Linked DNA regions of Mus musculus: regions 1 and 2 are each linked to region 3. A link is a loop called in an ENCODE intact Hi-C map of the cell type or tissue named here. Cell type or tissue: heart. All regions are shown on one strand. Region 1 holds the start of Slc2a3 (solute carrier family 2 (facilitated glucose transporter), member 3). Region 2 has its middle 15 kb from the start of Foxj2. Region 3 holds the start of Necap1 (NECAP endocytosis associated 1).

Region 1 (8,000 bases), 130 kb after region 3:
TTCCAAAACAAAACAAAACAAAACAACAAAAAGAGGACAACTTTGTGGACTTGGTTTTCTCCTGACACCATGTGTGGGTCGTGGGGATGAAACTCAGGTCTCCAGACTTGGCAGCAAGTGCCTTTACCTGCTAAGCCATCTTGACAACCTTCATTATTTCTAATGTGGCTACAGGAAAATGGAATGTTGCACCAAGTGGCTTGGATTCTCTTTCTACTGGCAGGCACTGGCCTTTGGGCTTTACTATTTCTTTAGCTGCTAGATTCAGTTGCTGTGGTAATTAAACGGCGCTTCCGACTCAGTGCTTCTAGGAAAGAAAAATGACGAGAGCAAGGGGGTGCAACCTCGGGGATGATTTTCTTGCGCGGTCCGGTTCACTCCACCTCAGTTTTCTCAGCAAGCATCCGATTTGGCAAAGACCCTCCTTTAAGGAGAAAGGGACCAGGTTTGCTTCAGTTCAGTCCATCAGTCTAGATCTCTGCCCAGAAAGCTAGGGACTGAAGATGCCTTTCCTTCCTCGAGCCTATACCAAATCACTCTTCAGGGGAGGGGTCGCCTTCCCTCCCCCGCACCGGGAGTCAGAGCCTAGAGCCTCAGTGTCACACGTTTATCACGTGCTCAGCTGCTTCACTCTGGAGCTCACCTGAAATGTGCCTGCCTCCTGCAGGCCATCGCAGGCCTCTCTGTAAGCTCTCCTTTCGCGTACCCAACTTTTTAGGTTTCTTTCAGTGTGGTAGTGAAGTACTTGTCTCAAGTTTGTCTTTCGAGAGACACACAATCCCTAGGTAATAGTATGTTAGCAAACGTTTCTTATATGAGAATCAGTTACCCTAGACTGATTGTTCTGGGGGTTTAACCTAGAGCCGCGGCAAGTGCTATACCACTGCGAGACACCTCCACCCCAGCTCTTAATTTTTTCTTCCCGCTTGAGAGCTATGCACTCAGCAAAAATCTGTAAGTTGAATTAGATATTTGTTGTGTTTCTAGATGCTGTTAATCTCAAAACAGAGCTGAGAGAGGCAGAATTCACAATGGGTGGGGTGGCGTATGCTGTGGTGAGGAATTGGGGCTGTGTACTTCACTTGATCCTTCTTGGAGCCTCAAGTCAAGAAGGCTGCCTTCACACCTGGATGCGTTTTCTTGGACTGCCTCGCCTTTCCCTCCTTCAAGGCGAGTACACCCAGCCTATAATGAAAACGCATTATCAATTCTCTGCTTCCTGCTCCTTGGATGACTTTCAACTAAAAGCAGCACTGACTCTACTCTGCGTTTAGACTGATTCCATCCCGACTGCCTTCAAATTTGCCCGCCCTCCAAACTTTGTTTTAGTATTTTTTTCTGTGAAACAAAAAGGCTGTCGGCTCTTGAAAAGGGGAAGGAATTTGGAAGCGCTTTGAGGGGAAAAAAAAAAGAACCACGAGGAGGATGTGGTAAAAAGCAGGAGGGGGTGGGTGATGGTGGTTGATTGCAAAGGACAGGGGCTGGGGGTGGAGCGGTGAAGATCAGATAAGAGGTCACTGAATTCCTGGGGTCACAGGTTAAGGATTGGGGGGTGGGAGGTTGAAGGCTCCACCCCTTGCAGAGATTATAAATAGGTAGGCTGGGCTTCGGGCTGTGATGCTTTCGGTGATAGTCCTTAAGCCTTCTGAGAGCGGCTTCTGTAGGACCCGAGGAACACTTGCTGCCGAGAACATTGGCTGGATACCTCTAGATCTACCTTAAGACTTGAGAACTAGGTTGGGACCATGGGGACAACGAAGGTAAGAGCTGGTTGTTTTTATTTGCTTGTTTGGGGTCCTCACGGAGGTAGGTCGTGGTGCGGATCGCCGTGCTCCGGTTTCTCCTAAGTCACCGAGCCATCCGGACGGAGGCCTTTTCTTATCAGCTCCAGCAAGCAATTCGATACTAGTGTTAGCGTTCTAGGCATCTCCTACCTGACGAGGATCCTCTCGGACACCTTCTTAGCACGTGAAAGTCACCTCAGAAGCTGTTTGCCTCTCGGGTGTGTTTGAGGTAGCTGTGATGAGAGCGAAGAGGGTAGGACTTGGCCGCGGGGGTCTCGGAGCCAGCTGGAAGGCTTGGGAAAGGCTTAGACCTTGAGAGGACGTGGGGTTGGCTTGGGTTTGCTGTTCAGCATCCCGCTATCGGTCCTTGGGTTCCCGGTACTGTGGGGAGGGAAGTCCAGTTGTCCTTACTATGGTTGTGAGTGCAGGATGTATCGGAGTTAGTGTGGGCGGAGGGAGGAAGGCAGTATTTGTAAGGAAAAGGGCATTTCCACGAAGATTAACTTGGAAATTAAGTAAATTAAGAGACCGTGAAAAAAAAATCAGGATAAAAGAGGGGATGTCTGTAAAGAGGGTTTTACAACAAGGAAAGGGCCTTCGCCTGGAAGGGACAGCACTTAACCACCGAGAGACTGGGAGGCTGCCGGGAAGGTCAGCTCGCTGCTAGACGCTCCCAGCCTGCCACCGGGAGTGACCTTAAGAGGAACTTAAGGACAGGTGAAGAGGTTGTAGCAGGCCAAATAGGTCGGCCTCAGACTCCAGTTTTGAGATGTCCCTGCCTGCTTGAGTGATTTCCCAGCAAGGTGAGGAGATGTCTGCCTGATCCCCCCTTGCTAAAAATGGCTCCTAATAATGTGTTTAAAATGAGCAGAGGCTCTGGCCAGCTGGGCGGAGAATGGTACCATATTTAGAGAACAGGAAGACTCTCAAGAGGGCCCAGGATGTTGCTGGTGGGTTGGGTAGTCTAGAGATAAGAAAAATAAAAATCTGAGCATAGCACCTCGCACCTGTGACTCCAAACCTGAGAGGCTGAAGCAGGAGAAGTGAGGAGCTGACTTGAGGTTAGCTTGGAGTACAGAGCGTGGGACCTCCTCTCAAAGAGAGGAAGAGGAGATGAGAGAGAAACAGGTGGTGGGAGAGGAGAAAAAGGAATTCACACGGTTAGTTCCGGTGCTTGGGGGTCGGGGGGGGGGTGGTGCGGGGGGAGAAGGGGGTCACCTGCCATCTACCATGCTGGTGTGGCTGCTCCTTCCTGCTCCTGTTCTGGCCTCTACAGTCTGTGAGGCGTGGTGGACCCACATGGAGTCTGGTTCTGCCCTCTATGCTTTGAGGGGTTTGGGTCTGTTATGTTTTATGTTTTGAGACAAGATCTCACTGTAAGCCTGGACTAGCCATGAACTCACCGATAGTATTCCACAACCCTGCATTCACCGTTCCCTAGGGCAGTCAGATACCTGTGTCTATCTGGTGACGTTTTTGGTTGCCTTTTCTTTTTGAGAAATTTAGTTCAGGCGGACTTTGAACTCAGGATCCTAGGGTTCTAGGATTACAGTTGTTCACCACCCTAGTCCGGCTGGTGAAATGGTCTTGTTTTTGCTTTTCGGTTTTTTTTTTTTTTTGTTTTTGTTTTTTGAGACAGGGTCTCACTGTGTAGCCTGGCTGGCCTGGTACTAGCTATGTAGATGAGGCCAAGAGAATTGACTTAAATTCCTTTTTAGGTCTTTCTCTCCAAATGCGCCTGAAATCCTGGCATTCTAAGCAAAGGCAGGAGAAATGCCTTAAGATGGACTCCAAGCAGGCATCCTTGGGAAGGGAAAGAATGTCACTGGTCAAAGTGTGTAAGCATTTCCCCTTGTCTGCTTGCTCTCCAGGTGACCCCATCTCTGGTGTTCGCCGTGACTGTTGCCACGATCGGCTCTTTCCAGTTTGGCTACAACACTGGAGTCATCAATGCACCTGAGACAGTGAGTGTGCCGAAATGAAAAGGGATTGCAAACTGAGTTTTAAGTAGGACTGGGACTTTAAGATGCCTGGCTAAGGTGGGGGAGGGCTAGCACACTGTGGAAGAAGCTAAGGCAAGCTCTTTGCTCCTCAGGCTCTGCCCCCTCACCGAGTTGTGATCCTTTTCCTATATTATTCTTTAGGGATTCCTAAGAACGTGGGAAGTCGTGACTGGGTGGGGTGCCCCTTTGAACATCTGTGCTGCCACCTACTGGACGTTTAGGGTGATGCCCTTTTCAAAGCACGTGCCTTTCCTCCCTCCTGATCCTGGCCTCTAAGGAAGCCACCCTAGGATTTGCCTACTACTCTCATCGAGATTTAATGGTCTGTCCTCACACTGTGCATTTTTTCGTGCAGATCCTAAAGGACTTTCTTAACTACACTTTGGAAGAGCGGTTAGAAGACCTACCAAGTGAGGGACTGCTGACTGCCCTCTGGTCCTTATGTGTGGCCATCTTCTCTGTTGGTGGCATGATTGGCTCTTTTTCTGTTGGACTCTTTGTCAACCGCTTTGGCAGGTACTGAGCAGACACTGGGCCAGGAGTCTGCCTGCACTGGTTACCCGAAAGACAGCAGAGCACATCGGGTCAGGGGGATAATGCTGTGTGGGAACGTGTTGGGTTATCCTTGGGGAAAGCTAGTCCACCTGCCTAGAGAGCTGCGATGTGAGACCTTGCTCTCGGAAGTTCCCATTTTAGCTCCCAGGCTGGTTTAATTTTGCTAGAGTGAGGTCAGCAACGGAGTTCCTTAAACTTCTTTTAAGGACAAAGGTTGCTTCTCCCTCCCACCCCACCCCCAAGGCAGTCACTGGCTAACTGTGTAGACCAGGCTGGCCTCTATCAAACTCGGAGGTCCAGCCGCCTGCCTCTGCTTCCTGGGTGCCATGACATCCAGCCAGAAGTTATTTTTGTTTCTGAAATTTTTGGAGACTTCTTGGAAGTCTTTTCATTATTTTATAAAATAAATATTTTCGGGCTGGTGAGATGGCTCAGTGGGTAAGAGCACTCGACTGCTCTTCCGAAGGTCTGAAGTTCAAATCCCAGCAACCACATGGTGGCTCACAACCATCCGTAATGAGATCTGACTCCCTCTTCTGGAGTGTCTGAAGACAGCTACAGTGTACTTACATATAATAAAAATAAATAAATCTTAGCTGGGCGTGGTGGCGCACGCCTTTTAAAAAATAAATAAATAAATACTTTCTGCAGCCCTTGCCATGTGGAAAATGTAAATGATGGCTAAATAACTTGATTTCCCTCCCCAAAGAGACATTGATTGATATAGTACCATGTCTTAAGGGTCATATGCTTCCAGAGATGACTGGTAATGGAGTCAAAGTCACATAAGATACTCAGCCGGGCAAGACAGCGCAAACACACAATGCTAGCACCCCAGAGACTCAGGCACGGGGATTATGGGTTGGGGCCAGCCTGGAATCCACAGGTAGAAGGAAAGAACCTACCTACATGAGTTGAACTCTGATGACCTCCACAAACAATATAGCACATGCTCTCTGTGGAATATACATCTTGCCACACGCAAACACAATTAAAGTGAAAAACTTCGTTATCTTAAAAAGTTAAATTTATATATTCTAGACATGTAAATTGAAATCATGGTAATTAGTAAAGCAAACCTATTATTGGATAATGCTTATCTGTTATTTTGTTTTTATGTTTTTAAATTTATTTACTTTATGAGTACACTGCAGCTGTCTTAAGACACAGCAGAAGAGGGCATCAGACCCCATTACAGTTGGTTGTGAGTCACCATGTGATTGCTGAGAACTGAACTCAGGAGGACCTCTGAAAGAGCAGTCAGTGCTCTTAACCACCGAGCCATCTCTCCAGCCCACTATTTTGGTATTTTTAATGGTGTCTCATGACTCAGACTCCAGTGACTTTTTCCCTTTAGACAAAGAACCTCACTAAAGAAGAGAATGGAAAAAGAGGTGTTTTGGGTTTTTTGTTTGTTTGTTTGTTTGTTTGTTTTCATTTGTTTGTTTTGTTTTTTGGGGGGTTTTGTTTTTGTTAAGACAAGGTTTTTTGTAGCCATGGCTGTCCTTAGACCAGGCTGGCCTTGAACTCAGAGATCAATCTGCCTCTGCCTCGGGAGTGCTGGGACCACAACTTGTCGTAACTTTTTAAATTTTAACTTAAGAGTTTTAAATTTTTTTCCCCTCTTAATGGTATTTGTGCATCTTGGCTGCACACTCAGGAGTCCCAGGGATACCTCGTACTCTGAGACAATTAAGTGGGTCCCTAGGGCATGGGAACTATGTGTCGACATTTTCCCAGCTCCCTTTATAGTTTATTAGTCTATTTGAGCAAAGAATCTCACAGGTCCGCTGGGCATGGTGGTGCTCAGGAGGCCAAGCAGGTTTGGGGCTAACCTGGGCTGCACAGCGGGACCTTTTACCGCCAGAATCCCAAGGCCCCTCAGCCACTGAAGGTTCTCAGGGCTAGTCTCTTCTGTCTCAGCTGTGTCAGTGGCTCTGCTGCCAGCTTAGCTTATAAAGCATTAGTCACACCAGTTTCAGTACTGATTAGTACTAACTAGCCCTTAACTACTTGACACAGACCTTTTGAGGATTCAGGAAAGGATTAAAAAAAATTGTCCTAAATATCCGACCGTCTTTGCAGTATGAGTTCTGTAATGAAATGTGATAAAATGGGGCTGGCACGGTAGCTCAGTACGGAGAAGCCTGTGTCATGAAGCCGATGACCTGAGGTGTGTAAGTCCTCGGGATCCACATAAAAGTGGAAAGAGAACCAACTCCAGCCAGCCACAAAGGTTGTCCTCTGAACTCCACATGTGCCCTGTGGCACACTGGCACCTGGACACTCAAACACAAACACAGTACAGAATAAAAAGAAACCCTAAGGTATAGCGAAGTGGTGAGGAGGGTCCCTCAAGTCCACAAGCCCACAGCAGCAAAAAGGAAAGAGATTGACATCTACGGAGGCTTCAGAAGAGCAAAAGGATGAGGAGAGACAGACAGGGGATCTCTCTCGCGCGCGCGTTACTAACCACTTTGTCTTTAACCTTGCAGACGCAACTCTATGCTTCTAGTCAACTTGCTGGCCATCATTGCGGGCTGCCTTATGGGATTCGCCAAGATAGCGGAGTCTGTTGAAATGCTGATCCTGGGCCGCTTACTCATTGGCATTTTCTGTGGCCTGTGCACGGGCTTTGTGCCTATGTACATTGGAGAGGTGTCTCCCACTGCCCTTCGGGGTGCATTTGGCACACTAAACCAGCTGGGCATCGTTGTTGGGATTCTGGTAGCTCAGGTACCCTTACAGTTTTATGTATTATAATAATAATGGACGCTAGCTAGCTCTGTGCGCCATGAATGAACTGACATACGTGAAGCACTCTATCTAGATCTGGCATGTGTTCAATTGTGTATTTATATGTACATGTTTCAGATATTACTGTAGTTCATACGGTACCTAATGATACAGGCAGGGCCCAGAAAGAAATAGAAACAATTTGTTTTCTCTTTCCTATTTATGGTAAAAGGATACGTGATTTTTTTTTTTAATGGTGCAATTATGGCATAGAAATACAATTGAGGTTAAACATTTCTCTTTGTCTGCATCTAAGATCTTTGGTTTGGACTTTATTCTGGGCTCTGAAGAACTGTGGCCTGGGCTCCTTGGCTTAACCATCATTCCAGCTATCCTGCAAAGCGCAGCCCTTCCATTTTGCCCTGAGAGTCCAAGATTCTTGCTCATTAACAAAAAGGAGGAAGACCAAGCTACAGAGAGTAAGTGCTGCTTGCTTGTCGCCTCAGGAGCGTGGTTCTGTGCGTGGTTAAGGGTGAGGACATTGGGTGTGTTTCTTGTCGCCCCCCTTGCCTGGATCTCCATGTGCAGGAAGAGTTTTCTGATTGTGGACTTTTGCTGACCCGGGCAGCTCTGTGTCTGGGAGACCAGGGATCTGCGGACCTGAAAGACCTATAGTCTATTGCTGTGCACAACCTTACTTCATTTTCAGTGTGTGTACCTTATATACACGGATGTGACAAAGAAGGTCGTTTGAGTTCAGATGAACATGTAAATGAACACCAGTGAGAGCATACTAAATATTAACCTAACAGCACAGCCCTTTCTCAGAGCTTCCTCAGGACAGACCAACTTAAACACAATTGCCTGGTGCGTACTATAGATGATATCTGGGAAAGCATGAAAGCGAGGCAGGAGGCCATGT
Region 2 (8,000 bases), 68 kb after region 3:
CTCCTCACTTAGGAGGCAGAAGCAGGCAGATCTGAGTTTGAGAACAGCCTAGCCTACTTGAGTTCCAGAACAGCCAGATATAGTTCAATGCAATGGGTGTTTATGGGGAGACAGGAGGGGGTTTGCTTAGCTGTGCATTACATTTGGCAGGGTAGGTTACAGTGAATAGAAAGGGCTTTATGTAGAAAAGGTTTTAATGACGGGGACTCGGTGCTTACAAAATTGTTGCAAGTGCTGCAGCATCTTAGAAATGACTCCAAGAGGGCTGGAGAGATGGCTCAGTGGTTACGAGCACTGAATGCTCTGCCAGAGGTCCTGAGTTCAATTCCCAGCAACCACTTGGTGGCTCACAACCATCTGTAATGGGATCCGATGCACTCTTCTGGTGTGTGTCTGAAGACAGCTGCAGTGTACTCATGTAAATAAAAAATAAATCTTTAGGGAAAAAAAAGGGAGAAATGACTCCAAGAATTCAACTACTGAGCTCATCTTCCAGGGAGCCTCAGAGGGTAAGGAATCAGCACTGTGTTGCTGACATTGTTAACTTGATGACCCCACTGAGCGGTGCTGTGAGCCAGGCATCAGAAAGCTACTGTTGTTGCTACTATGGCCTTGACAGCCAACTATGCCCATGAAGTAATAGTGATTAGTCCTGGAATGGTAGACTAAAGCCAGCACTGTCCCATAGTCATGCTAGCAAGCCATAGGTGCTTTATTTTACATTCCATATCTGTAAAGTATGCAGATCATAATTTATAGCTAAAAATCCTGGCCTCCTTTATTAATTTCCACCCTATAACTCCAATAAGTAGTTTTTGACATTTTTCAACACCTGCTTTGTATGAGATACTTTTCAACTTTGTATGAGATACTTCAACAGCTGGAAGGTGCATCAGGCCAAGTCCCTGTTACAAAGACCACAGACCCAGGTTGTCCAGGAATATTCTGTGTAGTGCCAGGGAAGTGTTAGTGATCACACACACACACAACAGACAGGAGCTGATCTGATGCAACTCACAGCAGGGTCTTAATTCTTTTCAAGCTAGCTCATCCCCGACTTGGTGGAGAGGGAACCTAGAATATCTATTGGGGCAAGGTTTTATAGTAAGCAGCAAGTTGGGGATAAGTGTGCAAGCATCTAATTGGAAAGCTACTATGGCCTTTAGCATAACTGGCTGGTGCTGGAAATTAAATAATAAACTTAATTTTTACTCCCCTCTGCATTGGTGGCTGTTAGGCAAGGGGTGGAATTGTAACCTGGGGAGGCAGATGTGTTGGGGTAGTAACCTGGGAATGTTGGTCTTGTTAGGGGTGTAACCTGGAGATGCAGGTCTTGTTGGGGGTTGAGCCTAGAGACTCGAGCTAGGCTCTGGTTTTGTTGGGGGCTAACTTGGACACTAATGCTAGGTACTGGCCTGTTAGTTTACCTGAGTTCAAAGTTAGGTCAGGTTCTCTAAAAATGGAGTCTGAATTTAAAGATTTGGCCTCTCATCTGTACTTAGCAAAGAAGACCCACTCCTCAGTTCTAAAAAAATTTGAGATAGTCCATCACTCTAATCCCTGCCTACAAGAACCATATGAGAGAGCCACATGATGGTACACAGCTAGTTCTTGGGACAGAGAGGCAAGGGTGACCTAGAACTCCTGATGTCCTGCCTCTTCCTCAAAGGGGCTAGGATCACAGGTGTATCCCACCACACCTGGCCTTTAGGTTTCTTCTGTCTCAGAAATACTGCGACATTCATGTTTCCCCAACTTCCTTTCAGATAAAGTATTCTGAACTTTCCCTAACAATTTGCCCTATTGGCTGGAGAGGTGGTTGGACGGGTAAGAGCACTTACTGCTCTTGAAGGAGACCCTCATTTGGTTCTCAGCACCCATGATGTCATTCACAATCTCCTGTAACTCCAGTTCCAGGAGACTCTTCTGATGGTCTTGGGTTTCTGCATGCATGTGGTACACATAAGTACACTCAGGCACGCGCACACACACACACACATAAAAATAAATATTTACTTTAATTAGCCATATCAGACTGATCCCAAGCAATGACTCTTATGTTTAAATCCCCTCCTAAACTATGCATTCACAAAGTCAGAGAGAGATCCCTCAAACTACCCTTAGTATTTACTAGTGTATTATGGTCATGATTCTAAAACGAGTGTTCATTGAACTGAAATTGAGAGAAATCTAATTATTCAGCTTCTTCACATCTTAATTTTAAAATATATATATATATATATATATTTATTATTTGTTTTGAAACAGGGTCTCACAGTGCAGCCCTGGCTGGCCTAGGACTTGCTATATAGAGCAGGCTAGCCTTGAACTCATGGAGATCTGCCTGTCTCTACCTCCAAAGTGTACTTGAATACAGGTGTCTATGGAGACCAGAGTCTATTGACTCTATCAGAACCTTCTGGAGCTGGAGTTCAACACAGGTCAGAGCTACACAATGTGGGTGTTTGGGAATCAAACTGAACCATCTCTCCAACTCCCCTAAAACACTTTTGAAGCACAAGGGACCAGCAGGAAGGAGACCAAGGAAAGTGGGAGGTAGCCCAAGGAAGGGTAAGTGGGGAGTGAGACTATAAGCAAAATGCAATATGCATGTTTGAACTATCCTTAGGTTCCCCAACCAATGACTGACCTAACTTGAGATCCATCCCATGGACAAGAACCAATCCCTGACACTATTAATGATACCCTGCTATGCTTGCAGAAAGGAGCCTAGTGTGAAAGGCTCCACCCAGCAGCCAATGAAAACAGATGCAGAGACCCAAAGCCAAACATTAGATAGAGCTTAGGACGTCTTGTGGAAGAGTTGAGAGAAGGGTTTGGAGGGACTCTACAAGAAGACCTACAGAGTCAACTAAGCTGGACCCTTGGGGGCTCCCAGAGACTGAACACCAACCAAAGAGCATACAAGGGTTGGACCTAGACCCCCCTGCACATATATAGCAGATGTGCAACTTGGTATTTATGCAAGTCTCCCAACAACTGAGACTTACCCTGGGTCTGTTACCTGCCTGTGGTTCCCTTAACTGGGTTGTCTTATCTGGCCTCAGTGGAAGAGGATGTATCAAGTCCTGCAGTGATTTGAAGTGCCAGGGTGGGTTAGTACCCAGGGGGGGACCTCCCCCTTCTTAGAGATGAAGGGGAGGGGCAGTTGGGGGAGGGGCCATCAGAGGAAGGACTGGGAGGAGGTGGGGGGCTGGAATTGGGAAGTAAAGTGAATAAATTAATGGAAAAATCCTAAAGAAACTCATAGTTTTTGCATACTAATTAAAAAATAAACAATAACAGAGCTCCTTATACAAAGGTGCTTGCCACTAAACCTGACTACCTGAATTTAATCTCCAGGACCCATGTAGTAGGAAAGAAATGACTCTTAGCCGGGCGTGGTGGCGCACGCCTTTAATCCTAGCACTCGGGAGGCAGAGGCAGGTGGATCTCTGAGTTCGAGGCCAGCCTGGTCTACAAAGTGAGTTCCAGGACAGCCAGGGCTATACAGAGAAACCCTGTCTCCAAAAAAAAGAAAAAAAAAAAAAAAAAAAAGAAGTGACTCTTGCAAATTGTCCTCTGACCTCCATACCCATATTATAAGACCTGTGTACTCAGGCACTCACACACGTATAACTGTAAATTTTTTTTAAAAGATTTCTTTATTATATGTAAGTACACTGAAGCTGTCTTCAGACACACCAGAAGAGGGCATCCGATCTCATTATGGATGGTTGTGATCCACCATATGGTTGCTGGGATTTGAACTCAGGACGTCCAGAAGAACAGTCAGTGTGCTTAACTGCTGAGCCATCTCTCCAGCCCAATGTAATTTTTTTTTTAAAAGGAAAATTAGGGGAGCCAGATGTAGTGGCACATGCTTTTAATCTTAGCACTCAGGAGGCAGAGGCAGGCAAGTCTGAGTTTGAGGATACCTGGTCTACATAGAGAATTCCTGGCCACCCACATCTTTCTATATGAGAGAGACCATGTCTCAAAAATAATCAGGGGGCTGCAGAGATGACTCAGAGGCCCAGAGTACTTGCTCCTCTTGCAGAGGTCTGCTTCATGGCAGCAACTAGCTGTGAGTGGAGTGCAAGATCTTGACACCCTCCTCTTGCCTTCTTGGTCACCAGACATACATGTGGTGCTCATACATACAGCAAAGTAAACACTCATATAAATCTCTTTTTTAAAAAAATTAGGTCCGGGCAGTGATGGTGCACGCCTTTAATCCCAGCACTTGGGAGGCAAAGGCAGGTGGATCTCTGAGTTCGAGGCCAGCCTGGTCTACAGATGGAGTTCTGGGACAGCTAGGGCTACATAGAGAAACCCTATTTAGAAAAAAAAAAAAAAAAGGGCTAGAGAGATGGCTCAGCATTTAAGAGCACCATAAATGTGATTCTTGGGGGAAGGAGCTATTTTATGCCCTCTTTGCTCCCAAGTAACTGTAGTGCATATTTCTTTAAAAAAAAAAAGATTTTGTATATATAAGTACACTGTCACTGTCTTCAACACACTACAAGGCATCAGATCTCATTACAGATGGTTGTGAGCCACTATGTGGTTGCTGGGAATTGAACTCAGGACCTCTGGAACAACAACCAGTGCTCTAACCACTGAGCCATCTCTCCAGCCCTAGCTCCAGGTTTCATGATAAAGGTTCAATTTAAAAAAATAAATAACAAAGGCCAGGTGTGGTGGCGCATGCCTTTGATACCAGCACTCAAGAGGCAAAGGCAGGTGGATCTCTGTCAGCCTGGCCTACAAAGCGAGTTCCAGGACAGCCGGGGCTTGTTACAGAGAAACCGCATCTCGAAAAACCATTAATAATGCTAACTAGAATGTCTCAAATGACAAAGCACCATGAGTCATAGATGGACCTTGAGAAGTCTCAAAAAGCAGTTAGACATGAGATAAGCAAGAAAGCCATGGCTGTATCTTGGAAGCTGTGTCCCTGATGACCACAGTGCCCCTCTGTGGTTAATTCTCGAACTGCAGATGGACTGTTCCTGCCATATCAAGAACTAAGATACCAGAGCACTTTCAAGCACGTGTGTACCAACCTCCAAGACCTCAGCCTCATACTGCTGTTCACAGTGAAGTCTTGACTCCCCCTGCCTTGTGGCCTTTCTTAGGGGACTGTGAGGGAGGTACACCCCATAGGGTGATACCTCAGCCTGTGAGCATGTCACTTACCTCATAGTCATAGAAACTTTTAAAATTTATTTATTCATCTACTTTGCATCCCTACCACAGTTTCCCACCTCTCCTCTCCTCCTAGACCTTCCTCCATAAAAGAAGCCATGGTGCAGTACCCACCATGATGCCGCCAGTTCTCCAGTCTCTTCCGAGGTTCTTAGTGGTAGCCCACCCCCATCTCTCATCGGAGTGCCTGCTTGCTTTGCTAGGTGAACTTCTGATTGAATGGTATATGTCTCTTAACTCAGTTCTTTCAAGAAGGCAAGAACTAAGGCTGTGCGATAGCTTAGCAGGGAAAGGCACCTTCTGCCCTGCCTGATGACCCAGGCTGATACTCCAAACCCCTGTGGTAAAAGGCGAAAACCAACTCTCACAGAATGTCTTCTGACTTCCACACATGCCTCCTCATAAATGTATTAATAAATAAGAGTCAAGAGCCAGTCAGTGGTGGCACATGCCTTTAATCCCAGCATAAGGGAGGTAGAGGCAGGCAGATCTCTGAGATTAAGGCCAGCCTGGTCTAAGGATACACAGAGAGACCCTATCTCAAAAAAAAAAAAAAAAAAAAAAAAAAAAAGCCAATGACCTTGTAACAAATATTCTAACATCTATTTTTTGAATTGTATGATTTCTGATGAATGAATAGACATGTGAAACAGAATCAGAGTGACATAGTGTAGACATATGTTGTTTCGATAAATATTGCCAGCTTTCCAAACATTTGGGGGGGTCCCATTTATCCATTTACATACCCATTAACAATGTATGAACTATATGTGGTGGTTCTGAGTTTGAGGCCAGCACTTAAGACTGAGACAGGAGGATTGCTACTAGTTCAAGGCTAGTCTGTGGCACAGAGTAAGACCCTGTCCAAAGAAAAAGCCAAAACCAGAGCTGGAGACATGGCTCAGCTGTTCAAAGCACTTGGTGCTCTTCCAGGACAAGAGGGAGGGAAGGAGGGAAGCAGGAAGAGACGGAGAGGGAGAGAAGGAGGGAAAGGAAGGGAGAGAGGGAGGGAGAGAGGGGGGAGGGGGAGAGAGAGAGAAATCTTTTTTTTTTTAATAAAATGGCAAAACCAAAGCCAAGTGTGGTGGGCCATACTTGTTACCTGGTATTCAGGATTGCTGCAGCTCTAAAAGGAAAGGTTTCTCCTATAAGTGTTACAGCTCTGCTCCAAGGCTTCTCCTACAGAAGTTACTACCGTTCTGCTCCTGTGCTGGGGGAAGGTCTCCCAAAAAAAGTGTTACATCTCTGCTCTAGCTGAGGAAGTTTTCCCCAGCAAAAACTGTTATACTCTGCTCTGAAAGGTATCCTGGCGATTGGGAGCCAAGGACTACCACAAGGTTACACTGCACAACAAACTTCACATAAGAGATATATTGGAAGCCCGGCAGTGGTGGCGCATACCTTTAATCCTGGCACTTGGGAGGCAGAGGCAAGTGGATTTCTGAGTTTGAGGCCAGTCTGGTCTACAGAGTGAGTTCCAGGACAGCCAGGGCTACACAGAGAAACCCTGTCTCGAAACCTCCCTGTCCACCCCCACCCCACCCCCCACCCCAAAAAAGAGATTTATTGGGAGGGGATAATCTCGGAGGGAGGCTGCCTCTGCTCAGGAGTGAAGTTACAGGGAAGTGAGCAGAAAACAAGGTTTATATAGGGATTATGGGGGAGGGTGGGGCTTTCTAGGGTGGAGACTGGTGGGATTTCAATTCCTGATCTTGGACTTGGTAAGGTTTCCTGTTCAGAGATTGGTGGACTTCTTTTTCTTGGCCCTGATTTGGGCTCTTTTACCCTACAGGATGATCAGGAATTTAAGGACAGACTCAACTACACAGCGAGTTTGGGGCCACCCTGAGCTATATAAAGACCTTATCTTTAAAAAAAAATCCAGAATAATGTATGACTGTCCTATTCTCTGATGCTTGCTTGGCATTCCTTTCTTTCCCCTCCCTTCTCCCTTGTCTCAGCCTTCCGGTGTGTGCCTACTGGCATAAGGAGCTTTAATTTGAAGTTCCCTAGCGATTTACTCACGTGCACACCTTTGCACACGCGTGTTCGTTCACTGCAAATACCCTTTTTGAGAGGTGCAGTTCTTGATCTTTATGAAAACCCTGCCAGCCCCAGCTCCTCCACACTCCTCAAAAGTCACGTTATCTTGCTGACTTGAGCCAGCAGTTACTGCAAGCCTGGCCTTCCGCCTCCCAAACCTAGCCGTGTTGTCTGCTTGACAAGACACCAGCGGGGTAGCAGACCTTTATGATACCAAAGCGCCAAACCCGCACCGGAGTCCTTTTGAAGACGAAGGGGAACACATGGGCTGTGAAGGGGCTCACCAGCTCCTTCCACGGAACCCGCTCTGCGCCCTCCTGGGGGAGTAGAGGCGCGAGGGGGTTCCGTATCTCTTAAAGCAGCAATGTCAACTCCCTCTTAAGGGAGGCACGGAGGATGGCGGGGCCCAGGACGTGAAGCCTCAGGGCGCTGACACGTTCGGGGACCCCAGACTACGCCTGATCGGTTGGTGGCCAGGTGAGGAGCAGGACGCAGGCGACAGGCCGCCCTGGAAGGGACCCTTGCTTTCGCCGTAAGTGGAGCGTGCAGGGTGGACGGAGCGAGCAAGCGAGCGCCGGGCACGTTTTCCTCCGTCAACGGACCCTTCCGAACGGAAAGCGGGCTGGCGACGGCGCGGGGCTAACGGCTGCGACGGTGGCGGTGGCGGCGGTGCTGTCACTCCGGCGCGGCGCCCGGAGCAGAGCCGGGCTGCGAAGCGGGCGGTTGGGCGGAGCTCGGCACCGGGC
Region 3 (8,000 bases):
CTAAAGAATTCTTGAATTTGCTGGTCTCCAAACAACACTAAAACCTAACCTCACTGGCCAGGTGTGGTAGTGAAAACATTGAGTCCCAACAGTTGGGCAGCACATCTCCAGGAGTTTGGAGCCACGGGGCTCTACTGTGAGACCCTGTGTAAACATGCATAAAACCTCACACGTTTTCATTTACCTAACCAGGTGAATGTATCTTGCATGCTAAGAATCAATGTTTATTTCTGAAGATGAGAAGATTAAAGTTCAAGAAGTGACTTTCCTACAAAATAAAAGGTTAAACGTATTTGCTTTTATGTTATTAGGGGGAAGGGCAAAGGTTTTCTTTTCTTTTCTTTTTTTTTATTTATGCATGTGTACACAGGTGATTGTCAAGGCCAGACAGTATCAGATCCCCTGGAACTGGGGTTACAGCAGTTTTGAACCTCCCACTGTATGTGCTGAGAATGGAACCTAGGCCCTCTACAAAGAGCAGCAGTGCTCTTAACCATTGAGCCACCTCTGCAGTCCAGTTCTTGTTTCAGAGGTTCAGATAGAGCCTCCTGTAGCCAAGGATAGCCTTACACTCCTGATCCGCATATACCTCCATCTCTCACGTGCTGAGATCAGAGGTATGTGTCACCACTCGCAGCTGCAAACTTCATTTTTTACTTTTCAGTCACTATTCTGAAAGAGTGAGTAACGACAGGATGCCCCTTGGATAGTAAGAAATATCAAAATAAGCATAGGAAACAAAAAAATTAAGAAACTGCTTTAATGGGATGCTGCAGTGACCTGATAAGAGGATAAAGGGTATGAAATAAATGAGACTGTAGACAGAGGCGGGGAGGCTTGAAGTCAAAGAAAAACAGAAGACTTCAATGTACCTTAGCCCCTAGAGAGACTCCTTTACTTAGCAGTTCAGCCATTGCTAGCTTATGTGATTGGGTTAGTTGGATAATCCAATATCTTCTTTTTAAATGTATTATCCATGTATGTATATGTGTGTGAGCCATGCCCTAACACATATGTGGCAGGCAGAAGACAATGTGTAAAGTCACATGGATTTGGGAGATCAGATGCTGGTTTTTCAGCCCTCACAGTAAGCACTTTACCTGAGATGGGCTCCAATTTCTTTTTCCAGTGAGCATTTGCTGAGTGCCTACTAGGTGCAAGACACTATGCTGGTCCTTCCAGTCCCCACAGATACAGTTTAACAAGACTTCAGGCTATTCATTCCACCCTGGAGCTCAGAAGACTGGACAGTAAAGCAGAGATAGAGATGAACATAAAGTGCTATGGAAGTCCGCAGAGAGCTGGCCTGAACCAAAGACTCAGGTAGAGCAATGTGTAAGCTAAATCATAACGTGGTACCTGTGACTACCATCATGCTGAGTTTCAGTCATGGTCAATGTGAGATCTGAGTGGCAACTCCTTTACCAAAAGATATACAACTCGTAGGGCCCACTGCACAGGTCTGTACAAAACAACTCATCAATGATGAATGACCCTCTGGTTAGGAAGCAAAATGGAGATGTGGAGAAGGTAACTTTCCAGCAAGAGAAAAACCATGAAGGTATGTAGGTCAGAAAAGGGATACTACTAGTACTGTATTTTTATAACGATTTAGTTACCCTATACTCTTTTATTTAACTCTCAAAAAAAAACCTGTGAAGGGGTTGGGGAAATGGCTCAGTAGTTAAGAACACTTGTTGCTCCTGCAGAAGACAGGGGTTCAGTTGCCAGCACCCAGATGATGGTTCACCAACATCAGTGACTCCAGTTCCTGGAGATCTGATGTCTCACAACATCACTCTGACCTCTGTGAGCACAAGGCATACCCACTCATACAGACAGACAAAACACCCATACACATACCTCTAAAACAAATAAAAACCTGTGAGGTACACAAGACGTGCACAGTCTTCTCACGCTACTTCTCCTGTTTTACAAATGAGAACCCTTAAGGCCTGGGGAAGAAAAACATTGATTGGCTCATAAATTACACAGCTATTTAGTGTCGAGGGCTCAGACCTAAAGAGTTTTCAACACAAATCCCAGCGAATTCTCTTTGAACTCCTTAACATCCTACAACAGCCCAAAACCTCAATCACTGGATTACAAGGTTGTCAGGCCTTACAAGAGGAAAAAAAAAAAAAAAAAAAAAAAAAATGCTGCACTGACTCTGGGAAAGCTCTAAGAGAGGTGACTGGATTGATAGGAAGGCAGAAATCCCTACATAATCAATGTGTGGGGGGGAGGGGTACACACACACAAACAAAATGAAAACACGCAATAGCTCATCACTGGAATACAAGATCTTAACGTGTGCCTACTGCGCCCCCCCCCCCCAAAAAAAAAAAAAAACTAAAGGATGATGACACTTGGCGAGAATGACAACAGTATCAATTAAAATAGATCATCTAAACAGTGGACAGCAAAACTACCATTCCGGACAAGTGTCAGGCGGGATCAGAAGCGCGGGGGGAGGGGGGGGAGCGTGCCGTGTGCGTGTGCGGACGCGCGCGTGGAGGATTACAAGCCAAAGGTCGCAGCAAGAGTAACAGATGGAGCAGGCATGAATGGATTGCGGATGACGAGGAGCAGACGATGTCTCAGGGGGAGGGATGGGGAGGAGAGGTGGAAAGACGCATGACGGCAGGAAGAAAAGAAAACAAAATCAGAGTTCCAGCAAAACAGAAAAGTAGACGGAGCCGCCGGCAGCCCGGGTGGCAGGCTAACTACGGCGGCAGCGGCTCGAGCCGATGGCTGCTGCCCAAGGACACAACCGTCACCCCGGCGGGCGCCGGCTGCAAATCCCCCTGGGTACCTGTAACCGCGGTTGGAGGCCCGCGGCGGAATCCGGTAGACGCTGACGTCGGGCTTCACACACAGCACGGACTCATATTCCAGCTCTGCCGCCATCTTGGCTCCGCTAGCGCCGCGGGGGCGGGGCACGGGTGGGGGCGGGCTGAGACGCCGACGGCTTCCTTCGCGTCACTTCCGCTCGGGTACAGCTTCGAGGTTAACCTCTAGGCGGCGCAAAACCTGTTACAATCTGGAAACGCTGATGCGCCTGGCTCGCCATCTTGAGTAACGGCAAAGACAGGCTCAGTGGTAGAGCACTTGCCTGCCAAGGCCTCGGGTTGGGCTCTTTCCCCAGCGAAAAATTAAAAATAAGAATTCAGTTCTCTTTTACCTACCTTCAAACGGTAACCAGAAAAAAAAAAAAAAAAAGTCACTGAATATACGAAAACAAAACAGAGGTTGGACAAAATGAATCTCTGCTTTCTCATTCTGTTCTCATAAGCAAGTGTCCAATGCATAATCTATTAAGTGCTACCATGGGGTTGTTTTGTTTTTTTGCAATTTTGTAGGTTTTGTTGGTGACTTCTCCATATTAAAATGACTGATTACAGTGCTAAATGCTATCTAGCATCCCTCAGCATGAGTAGCCCAGCTGGCTACACATCACGATGAGTACTAAACAGCTCTATCCACAAATATGTTCTTTGTGCACTCGCAAATAAATGTAAGCTTACAACAGTGTAACTTAGAAATGTTTTAGATGGCACTGACTTCAAGTGGCAAAACCAAGTCTGATCTTATCTTGTCCCCCCCAAAACACCAGTAGCAGCCTCTTTCATTGCATTCTATCGACTGGTTGACTTTTACTTCTGATTGGTCTGCTTTGCCTAGCAAAGCCAGTTCAACAAGAATTAGACTTTAGGGTTGGTGAGATGGCTCAGTGGGTAAGAGCACCTGACTGCTCTTCCAAAGGTCTGGAGTTCAAATCCCAGCAACCACATGGTGGCTCACAACCATCCATAACGAGATCTGACTCCCTCTTCTGGAGTGTTTGAAGACAGCTACAGTGTACTTACATATAACCAATAAATAAATCTTTAAAAAAAAAAAAAAAAAAGAATTAGACTTTAATTGGCTGGTAAGGATGTAGAGACTGGCTACGGTTGCCAGGACTATAAATTGATCCAACGCTGCTTTGAAGGGACATTTAGCAGAACTCTCCAAATATTAAGTGGGTGTAGCCTTTAACAGTTCCACTAGCTTTTTGTTTGTTCATGTCTGTTTATTTGGAGACAGAGTTTCAATGTAGTCCAGGCTGGCCCTCATCTCATTATGTACTAAAGAATGACTTTGAACTTGTAATCCTCCTGCCACCATAGTACTGGAATTACAGGCATGTGTCACCACACTCTTTTCTTTTCTTTTTTTCAGTGTTTTGGATCACATCCAGGGTTTTGTGAGAACTAGGCAAGCATTCTATCAATTTAGCTACATCCCCAACCAAAAACTTTTTTTTCTATCATATACTTCTCCAACACATGTTATAAAGAGAATACATACACTGTGGATGGAGACATAAAAAAGAAAACAGACAGAAAAAATGGTCTTTTACTGGTTTCCTATTTCTAAACCTATGATCTCAACGGAAGCCTCGGTCATGTTACTATACCGCATTGAACTCTTTCGTTTCCTCTTTCTGGATCAGCAGTGCTGACAATCCCTTACTGAGGCCCCAGCCCCTGGTTCACCTTTCAAGTGCTATGTATTTTTTTCTCCCCAAATCTGGTCATCCTAGAGACTTCTGGTTTCACATAGTTAACTCTCCCTAATCTTACACTCCTTCTTGCCACATGTAAGGTATGATATACGATAACCACCTGCAGCTTACTCCAAGAATTTGTAGTTTGTTTAGTATTTTAAAACCAACAAACATAATACGGGATATTAGCAAAATAATGAGGAAATACACACTGGCCTCTTCTACACGTGCAGCACACCATTTTCCATGGTCTTACAGTGTCCTCTCTGATTTAGATGGCCATATTATCCTAATTTTCCTGGTGGTGGTTTGTTTGTGGCAGCATCCCATTCTCTTGGCCAGGCTTCTCCTGTTTCTGCTTCCTAAGTGCTATTACAGGTGCAAGCACACTCACCTCCATATTTAGTTCTACTTCTGAACATGTATGTCCACATATGTTTCTCACTTACTCCTTAGTAAGATCTTGAAGTCTAATTTAAATATCACTGTCTCTGGGATTTGTTCCTCATCTTCTGTTTGCTTGCTTGTTTCTTTTTAATGTACGAGTGCTTGTCTATGGGTACCACAGAGACCAGAGGAAAGCACTGGATTTCCTCAAGGTGGAGTTACAGATGATGATGCTTAGAACCAAACCCAGGTTATGTGGCATGGCTTGGCTCTTCCCTTCTTTCCTCCTTTATTCCCCTTTGAGCATCAGCTGAGGTTCTACAGCTCCCCTGGTCGGATGTTTTTCTTTTAAACCAATAATACCGTCCTGTGCTTCCATCTGAGTCAGCCCTTAAATTCTTATATTATGAGGTACCCTAAAGGAGTTCCCAGTTGCCCCCGTATCACTGGTCTTCAGCACAATTTCTAGTATATCGTAAGAACTGTAGATATATTTGTATTATATTATCATTACGACCTGGTTAGCATTTGTTCAAATCTCAATCAAAATAATTAATAATGCCTTGACTGTGACATTAATCCCAGCACCCAGGAAGCCCAGGCCAGCAGAACTTGATGAGTTTAAGGCCGGCCTGGGCTATGTAGTGAACACCTGCCTGATTGGGGAATGGGGGGATGTTAGGGTGCCTTAACTAGAATTCACTTCTACCCACCACTGGAGGACAAGTAGCTTACATAGCTCACAGGTTCAGATTAGCTGCTGAAAAAAAAAAATCTCTCTTCTGTGTGACTTCCCACGTGTATGTGATTTAGCCACGTTGTAGGAAAACACTTTTCTTGGAAATGATGTCACCTTGCCCATTTCAAACTGTGATTACTTTTAATGCAATGTAACCATGAAAATGAGTCACATATTTATTTACTTTTTCAATCATCTTTACCCACACATAAAAAGTTATTTTTAACAAGTTTATAAATTCTGCCTTACACCTTTGTCCAGAACAACATTATCAATGGTATTTATTAGGGTATAATATCCCTAACTCTTGAGGCTGGAGAGATGGCTAAGCAGTTAAGAGCTACTTTTCCAGATAGACCCAGGTTCAATTCCCACCACCCACATGGCAGTTCACAGCTGTCTGTAACCCAATTCCAGGGGATCCAACACCCTCACACAGACACACATGCAGGCAAAACACCAAAGCTCATAAGATAAAAATAAACCATTTTTAATAAACTGGCCTCACACAGGATTCTCAGAGATCCATCTGCCTCTGCTTCCTGATTGCTGGGATCAAAGGCATGTGCCACCACACCTGACTTGTCTCATAATTTTTGAAGTAATATTTTTCACCACATGGCACTATACCATCTGGGCAGCACACAAGATGCTAGTTACAGAATCGTGTACATAAACTTTTCATGTAAAATAAGCCAAAAGTTATTTCTCAAGTATAAAAAGTGTAGAGTCTTTTTCCAAGGTGTTGTCGGATCCTCTGAAGTTGGCAGTCACATTAACCAACACAACATTCTATGTGTAGACTTAGCTACACATAGAAAACTTAGAAGGGGACACACAGCCAGCGTCTGTAACCAATTGGGAAACGCATTTGAAAAGAGACCATGAAAACGAAACTTAACTCCTCTTTAAGCATGTCTGCACAGGATCTTTACGGTATACATGTACTAGATGTATAATTCAAAATACTTTTAGTAGAAACCTGGACCTGCAAGATGGATGAGTGGATACCTCACCTGCCATGCAAGTCCAATGACCTAAGTTCGACCCTTAGAGCCCACAGTAGACAGCTGCAGACAATGACAGCCAGCCCTGTGCTTCACAGCACAGCCGAAACAAGAGAGACCCTGCCTCAAAAAGGTAGAAAGAGAGAAGCAACTCTTGAAAGCTGTCCTTTGACCTTCCCACACAGGTCATCTCACACACACACACACACTAAAATTAAACAAATGAACAATTCAACAAGTACATGTAGGAAACATGACATCAGCCCTAGCATAGGTCCATGTAATGTAAATTAAACAGTGGAGAGTGTCACCCATTGACCTAAGTGTAGCCACTCTTACTCCTTACACACGAATATTGTGCTGTAGTTACTGAGTCAGGTTAAACTAGCCCAGCCTGCAACTCTCAGTTGATAATCTCTAAATCTGAGGAGTAATTTGTTTGTTTGCTATTCTCAACATCCTGAGCAGCACATGGGACCTGACAAGTATTTAGCCAGGAGCTCAAAATGACTTTGAGTCCCAGTCCTTTGAGTCAAACCCATCTTTGCCTATGTGGAGAAAACGAGATCAGGTCATTAAAAAGCCGAAGACTCGGTCTCAGTTGGGGACACTGGCTTAAAGTTGAAAATGAGAAGTTAGGATTCCGTTTCCTGACGATTTCAGGGAAACCTGTCCTCTTGCTCTGCTGCAGCGACTGCAAAGGATGATTCAGACCCAGGAGGCTTGAGGCTGTGATTCACCCTCAAAGAATCCCCATAACAAAAATGTGAGGCATGTCTCAAGCGCTAGCTGCAATTAGAAGAGTAAGGCACTAAGCCTAGCGTTTGCTTTTCACACCAACTGTAGCCATTCCTTACTATGCCATGAAACTGGTGGAGTCGGAGTAAGGGTGCGTCATTAAGAAAATATGTCTTTCCAGAGTAATGCTTGCTGCGTGAACAGTCTTGCGCGCTGTGGTTCAGAGCTTTGATTATCAGGAAAATTCTTTTAAATGTTCTTACTACATTTATTTATGCGTGTGTGTGCCCACATGCGTATGTGTGTTCTGGGCCTTACGTTCAGAGGTCAGAGGATAACTTGCGGGGAATTACTTCTTTCATTTCTCCATGTGGGTTCTGGGAATCAAACTCAATTTGTCAGACTTGGCAGCAAGTGCCCTTACGCACTGAGCTATCATGCCAGTCCTACAATAGAGTTTCTTTAAAGGTATCTGTTAAACAGAGGTTTTGAGACAAAGGCTAAGATGTTGTGGACCAGGAGGCCCCCACCCTTCTCTTCCAGACAGGAGCTCCCATTTGCAAAAGCCCACTGAGAT

What was found. A loop is a pair of places that touch in the nucleus more often than their neighbours do. Peaks named below come from ENCODE experiments on the same cell type or tissue, not always from the same donor. Only the 100,000 strongest peaks of a DNase experiment are listed, where the experiment ranks them.
Region 1: a loop joins it to region 3, with 3 times the contacts of the local background. A loop is called at or near these places in 9 of 42 quality-filtered maps.
Region 2: a loop joins it to region 3, with 6 times the contacts of the local background. A loop is called at or near these places in 20 of 42 quality-filtered maps.

Annotation. Positions count from the first base shown.
Region 1 is chr6:122,736,136-122,744,135 of GRCm38, reverse strand. Slc2a3 (solute carrier family 2 (facilitated glucose transporter), member 3) reads left to right here and starts at 1,391. Exons shown (of 10, transcript NM_011401.4): 1 at 1,391-1,760; 2 at 3,656-3,748; 3 at 4,143-4,303; 4 at 6,838-7,078; 5 at 7,395-7,557. The coding sequence starts at 1,746. In heart, a CTCF peak has its summit at 3,999 (motif pointing left); DNase peaks (open chromatin) are centred at 1,605 and 4,005; H3K4me3 peaks cover 3,088 bases; H3K27ac peaks cover 2,227 bases; H3K27me3 peaks cover 1,528 bases.
Region 2 is chr6:122,801,599-122,809,598 of GRCm38, reverse strand. It overlaps a transcript of Slc2a3 not described here. Among named protein-coding and RNA genes, the nearest start is that of Foxj2, 15 kb to the left of the region's middle. In heart, a CTCF peak has its summit at 4,992; DNase peaks (open chromatin) are centred at 4,988 and 7,678; H3K4me3 peaks cover 1,030 bases; H3K27ac peaks cover 938 bases; H3K27me3 peaks cover 389 bases.
Region 3 is chr6:122,869,479-122,877,478 of GRCm38, reverse strand. Necap1 (NECAP endocytosis associated 1) reads right to left here and starts at 2,922. Exons shown (of 8, transcript NM_026267.3): 1 at 2,816-2,922. The coding sequence starts at 2,910. In heart, a CTCF peak has its summit at 3,024; DNase peaks (open chromatin) are centred at 2,968 and 4,498; H3K4me3 peaks cover 1,971 bases; H3K27ac peaks cover 1,021 bases.